Regions from separate parts of the Homo sapiens genome. Here region 2 is linked to region 1. A link is an interaction called in ENCODE POLR2A ChIA-PET data of the cell type or tissue named here. Cell type or tissue: GM12878. All regions are shown on one strand. Links, peaks and the distances in the headings refer to the core of each region. The heading gives the core; the rest is flanking DNA. Region 1 has its middle 120 kb from the start of CCND2. Region 2 overlaps CCND2-AS1 (CCND2 antisense RNA 1).

Region 1 (2,906 bases), core at 237-2,736:
GTGCTTATCTTTAACTGAACTAGAGTGTAATCACACCCACAGGATACTAAGCCATAGTTGAAAACAAAAACATAGAGCTACGTGGAAAAATCCCCACTGCAGAGTTAAGTGAACAAAAGCAAGCTGAAGCACAATACATACAGTATGATCTTATTCATGCAGTGAAGGGAAATAACCTTTGTAACAATGCTTTTCATTCTCTATGCATAAAGACACTGTATTCCATATGTCAGTAAATTAAAGGGAAACCTGGTAACAGCTTCGAGTTTAGTGAGAGAGGGGAGAAGGATCCCAGCAACATTGCCCTTAAATCCAGGTCAATGATGTCCTACTCTGGTCCCCTCTGGATCCTTCCCTTGGGACAAAAAGTTCTGCATTTAGTGGCACTTCCCTTTCCAGATCACAGTCCCTGGAAACTGGGACGCCAGAATTCTCTTGCGAGAGACTCCCGAGCCTGCTACATTTCTGGATCCATTTTCCTGACAATTGTTGCCTTTGTGCGCACCCTTAGGTCCAGGGAAGGGGCAGCGGGAAGAGAAGATGGGAAAGCAAGAGACCTCCACTGGTCCTGTTTTACAGGCAGGCCTGGTTACCAGGAGATAGAGTAGGTGCTGTCTGATCCTGCAGGAGGTTTTTTTTGTTTGTTTGTTTTTAGACAGGGTATTCCTCTGTCACCCAGACCGGAGTGCAGTGGCGCGATCTGAGCTCACTGCAACCTCCACCTACCGGGTTCAAGTGATTCTCCTGCCTCAGCCTCCCGAGTAGCTGGGATTAGAGGTGCCTGCCATCATGCCCGGCTAATTTTTGTACTTTTAGTAGAGACAGGGTTTCACCATGTTGGCCAGGCTGGTCTTGGACTCCTCACCTCAGGTGATGCACCCGCCTCAGCCTCCTAAAGTGCTGGGATTACAGGTGTGAGCCACTGCGCCCGGCCTGGTCCTATGGGACTTTATGTGTAAGGTCCAAGTTTTACAGGGAGAATCAGTTTTACGTTGTTTAGATACTTAACAATTAATTAAAACATAACAAAAAATTGCGATACTTTCTACTCATCTGGAAACTGGAACTAACAGGGTCTTTCATGATAATTCTTGATTATGGTTCCTGAGTTCGATGGGGAAAGAAATGGGGAAAATTAAGACATAGAGGGTGACAGGTGTCAGTGACTTCCTACTTTTAAAGAAAGCAGGCTTACTGTGATGGCTGCAGAGGGCTATGGGGTGAGAGTGGAATTCCCCAGAAGCAAAAGCCATAGCAATTAGTAGAATTTCCACCCCACTTCCACCCACTGTCTCACGTCCAGCCCATGGCCTGGCCCCAAGAAGCACCCAGGAAACAGTCCTGAGCAGGCCTTGTATCACACACTTCAGGGCAGTTGGTCAAATCTGTCATCAGAGGCGCCACAGACCAGGGGATTTCCTGTGGGTGGAGTCCTCAGCAAGGTCTTGGCACTATTCTGGGGTGTTCCCCAGCTCCCCCACACTGATTCCAGGAAGCCTGCCTGGGATTATCAGAACTTTGCTATCTTGTCCTCAGCTGCTTTCAACAAAACTGGGTGGGGGCTGGGGATAGGCCACCTGGTGAATGAGCCAAAGGAGAACAGAACCAGGAAGCAGCAGGCCAGCCATCTAGGTGTGTCTACTTATGAGCTTGGGCAAGCCATTTAACTCTGCGCCCCGCCGGTCCCCCTGCTACCTATAAAATTGGGATAATATTCCATCTCAGGGCAACTTCAGAAGGCTGTTGTGAAAATTAAATGAGATAAACAATCGATCTGATTTTTAAAAAAGACCAAAGACTTTGCATAGGCTGGGTGTGGTGATTCACCTGTAGTCCCAGCGCTTTGGGAGGCTGAGGCGGGAGGGTTGCTTGAGCCCAGGAGTTTGAGACCAGCCTGGGCAACATAGCAAGACACCGCCTCTAAAAAAAAAAAAAAAAAGACTGAATATATCTCACCAAAGAAGATACACAGATGGCAAATAAGCACATGAAAAGATGTTCAACATCATATGTCATCAGGGAAATGCAAATTAATACAATGATAAGACACCATTACACGCTATTAGAATGGCCAGCTCCAGAACATAGAAAACACCAAATGCTGGACAGAATGTGAAGCAACAGGAACTTTCATTCATTGCTAGCAGGGATGCAAAATGGTACAGTCACTTTGGAAGACAAGTTTGGCAGTTTTTCACAAAACTAAATGCACTTTTACCACACAAGCCAACAACTGATTGAACTCCTTGGTATTTATGTCCACACAAAAACCTGCACACAGATATTTATAGCAGCTTGTTGTTTTGTTTTCTTTTGTTTTGTTTTGAGATGGAGTCTTGCTCTATCGCCCAGGCTGGAGAGCAACGGCACGACCTTGGCTCACTACAACCTCTGCTTCCTGGGTTCAAGCGATTCTCCTGCCTCAGCTGCCCGAGTAGCTGGGATTACAGGTGCCCACCACCATGCCCGGCTAGTTTTTGCATTTTTAGCAGGGGTTTCGCCATGTTGGCCAGGCTGGTCTTGAACTCTTGACCTCAGGTGATGCACCTGCCTCGGCCTCCCAGAGTGCTGGGATTACAGGTGAGGGCCACCGTGCCCAGCCAGCAGCTTTATTCTTAATTGCCAAACCTTGGAAATAACCAAGATATCCTTCAGCAGGTGAATGGAGCAACCAACAATGGTGCATCCACATAATGGAGTATTATTCAACTCTGAAAAGAAATGAGCTGTCAAACCACGAAAAGACAGGAAGGAACCTCAAATGCATGCTGTGAAATGAAAGAAGCTAATCTGAAAGTTTACATACTGTATGGTTCCAGCTGTAGGACATTCAGGAAAAGGCAAAACTACAGTTAAAAGATTTTCTGGGGATTTGTGGGGAGGGGTGAGAGATGAATAGAGGGCAT
Region 2 (2,906 bases), core at 210-2,709, 120 kb after region 1:
CTCCCAAACATCCCCACTGAAGCTCCTTGTAAATTTCAGCATAAACTCAGAACTGTCACCGTGGGTTTAGAAAATAATGACACATTTCAGCTATAACCCCCCAGATTGAAAGATTAAAAGGACTTTGCCCAAATTTAGGGGAAATGAAGGTGCGTGGGCTCACTCTGCAGCTGCAGTTTTCAGCCCTTGCAGTTTAGAAGATTCTGCATGAGCACGGATGCCACGAGGGTATCCAGCGAGTGGGAAGGGAGTCGCCCTACATGTTTTCACATCGATTTGTAAAACTGTTTTGAAAGGGTATTTCTAGATCCATTTGTTCCAAATGCAGCAAAATTCATCCGATATCGCTCACAATGCATGCACGGGTTATCTTACATGTAATAGCCATCGTATTAACCAACCCAGCTGATACTGAGATGGTGAATGGGGCGGGGGAGCAGGGAGGAATATGTCGCGCATGAAAAACTCCGGGTGTAAAAGTCAATGCAGAACTCACTCCCCGAGGAACCGAAAAAGACATTCACGACTCTCAAGTGGAGAGAGGATAGAAAGTCAAGTGGCGGGGGTCGCGACCAGTGATCGGGATTTCAGTCTGATCTCAGTACCCAGCGGAACAGGACCATAACCTAAAGAAATGAGCTTTTTCCGGAGCAAAGAGCGGCCCCGATTTCAAAGTAGAAAAAATAAACTGCTTGGGGGTGGAAGATGGCGAGGGGCGGGGGGCGGGGAGGGAGGCGGGTCGCGGCGCTGGCTCCGGGGTCCGCGGCACGGCCTCCTCTGCCGCGCTGCCCAGGGCCCGGACCCTGCCCGGCGCTGCGCCCACCGCGAGGGTGCCAGACCCGCCGCGCCGCCGCCGCGCTCTCCCAGCCGCGGCCCCCTCCCCCGCCGCTTCCTCTTGCTCTCCCAGCCCCTTCCCCCACGTGTGGATGACGTCAAAATTCCGCGAAAAAGCCGCGTGGTGGCTCCCCGAGCGGAGGCGCGATTCCGCCGCCCAGCGGCCCCCTCCCGGGGGCGCCTGGAGGGGGAGAAGGGCGGAGGCGGCCGGTTCCTTCTCCTCCCGGGAGGCAGGACCCCCCGACGCCGACCGCCGGACGCCCCCCGCCCCAAAGCTTATTGGAAAATTCACTTTTGTAAAGCAAATGTATTTCCAGAGCTATTTTCGGCCGCGTGAGGCGTGTCCTAAGCTGAATCAGACAGGAAGAGGGGGAAGTTCGGGTCTTTTAATTTTTTTTTTTTCCGAAGGGAGGGGAGTGAGATGCTAGGTGGGTGACAGACGGCAGGCGCTCGCCTTCTTAACTCACGCCTGTCGCATCTGCCGCCTCAGTAATCCAGCCCCGTCCAAGCCGAAATTCGCCGAAGGGAGTGCGGATGCACAGGCCTGGCGGACTCTGCCCCCCTCCAGAACGCAGCGGCCCAGCGCCCCGGCGGGCGCGGCTGCGACCAGAGGGTCCCGGAAGCGAGTGAACACCTGCAATCGCACTGCCCGTCCCCACCCACCCTGCTCCCCCGTGCTCTCCGCTTCCCGACGTTTTCCTCTTCTCCTTGTCCGCATTTTTCTACTTTGCCTGCACTCCCTCCTTCCTCTTGATGTGCCTCCTATGTGTCCCCTCGGATTTATGTGTCCCCTCGCATTTTGCCAGTCGGGTTTTCGGTTTTGATTGACCGTCCATCCCTCCACGGAGAAACACAAACACAGCTCCACTCTTTGGGGGAGCCGAGGGGAAGGCAGTGGCTCCCATTTCTGAGCCTGAACTCAGTCACTACCCGCTCCCCACCTGGCCTAGGCGCCCCTGCGCGGAGAAGGCGGGACTCGAACTCGCGCTGCTCCCGGGCCTTGAGCCGACCGCGGAATCACCTGGCTGGGAGGCATCCTCCAGGTAAGCTTGGGAGTATGTGTGCTTAGTGCTGCAGGCTCCTGCAGAAAAGTGCCTATAAACACCCAACACCCTGCTGCACCCTCCACCTCCAGGCTTTGTACACTTTCCAACCGAAACTCCAAAACGCTAGCGTAGAGGGTGGGGAGCCGGCCGGAAAAAGAATAAAAGTCCAATAAAACTGGCGTTCGCTAAAGTTTATCACCAGTCCTACATGGGATATATATATATGTATTTTTTTTTCCGTGAAGGGTGAAAAGGAGATAAGGAAGAACCAACAATCTACCCCCTCCCGCCGCCCCCCACCCCCGCGCCACGGTGATCAGTTTGGACTTCAAAGCCAGAGCACAGGCTCTTGCGCTTTTTCTTGAAACCGAAGTCTACACTGAAAGAAAGTGTGCACTTTTGCCTAGAAGGCAACATGCGTTTTCCCGCGTGCTAGGTGGAGTGCATTTTAACAAGACATTAGGGTTTTAACACATGGCTGGAGTGGCGACCAAAAGGGAAAACTCAGTTTCCAGTCCAAGCCTCCTAGAGACATTCCTGCCAACCTCCGCACCCTCTCACGCCCCACCCCACGTGTGAGAGTCTGCAAAACCACCGGGGATTGGATTCGATGGCGAGCTTCACGCTCGGGAACAGTCAGTAATCGGAAGGGGAAGTGGACAGGGGAACTTCAAGAGGCGAGCCTGCCACGCGGGAAGCGCCCGAACTTGCGGGTCTCCATGAATGCAGAGGGCGCCGGGAAGGGGGGGCATCCGGCCGCGACCCTCTCTGCCCCTCCCATTCGCTGCCCCCCTCCCCGCTGGAATTTCTCTGTAAAGCAAGACGGAGTAGGGGGAGGGGGAGAGGGAAGGGGCGAGAGGGCCCTCGGCTCACTCCCGAGACGTGAGGACTCGCCACCCAGGCATTCTCCTCGGGGTGGGCTGGGCCCCGGGACGACCACCCGCTTCTTCCTCGCCCCCGCTGCCCCCACTTCGGGAGACCCAGAGCTCTGGATGCCTTTCCCCGGAGAAGGGGGGGTGTGCGGAG

What was found. ChIA-PET counts read pairs that join two places held together with the same protein. Peaks named below come from ENCODE experiments on the same cell type or tissue, not always from the same donor. Only the 100,000 strongest peaks of a DNase experiment are listed, where the experiment ranks them.
Region 2: POLR2A ChIA-PET joins it to region 1 with 10 read pairs; 17 of 35 experiments call an interaction of 5 or more read pairs at or near these places.

Annotation. Positions count from the first base shown.
Region 1 is chr12:4,152,246-4,155,151 of GRCh38, forward strand. No RefSeq gene overlaps it. Among named protein-coding and RNA genes, the nearest start is that of CCND2, 120 kb to the right of the region's middle. RefSeq lists a cis regulatory region at 1,177-1,770 and an enhancer at 1,298-1,667. In GM12878, for the core only: a CTCF peak has its summit at 1,399; a DNase peak (open chromatin) is centred at 1,326; H3K4me3 peaks cover 465 bases; H3K27ac peaks cover 2,500 bases.
Region 2 is chr12:4,268,492-4,271,397 of GRCh38, forward strand. The region is part of intron 1 of CCND2-AS1 (CCND2 antisense RNA 1); the gene reads right to left. Among named protein-coding and RNA genes, the nearest start is that of CCND2, 3.8 kb to the right of the region's middle. RefSeq lists silencers at 888-1,097, 1,108-1,177, 2,692-2,761. In GM12878, for the core only: a CTCF peak has its summit at 988; DNase peaks (open chromatin) are centred at 959 and 1,178; H3K4me3 peaks cover 2,500 bases; H3K27ac peaks cover 1,922 bases.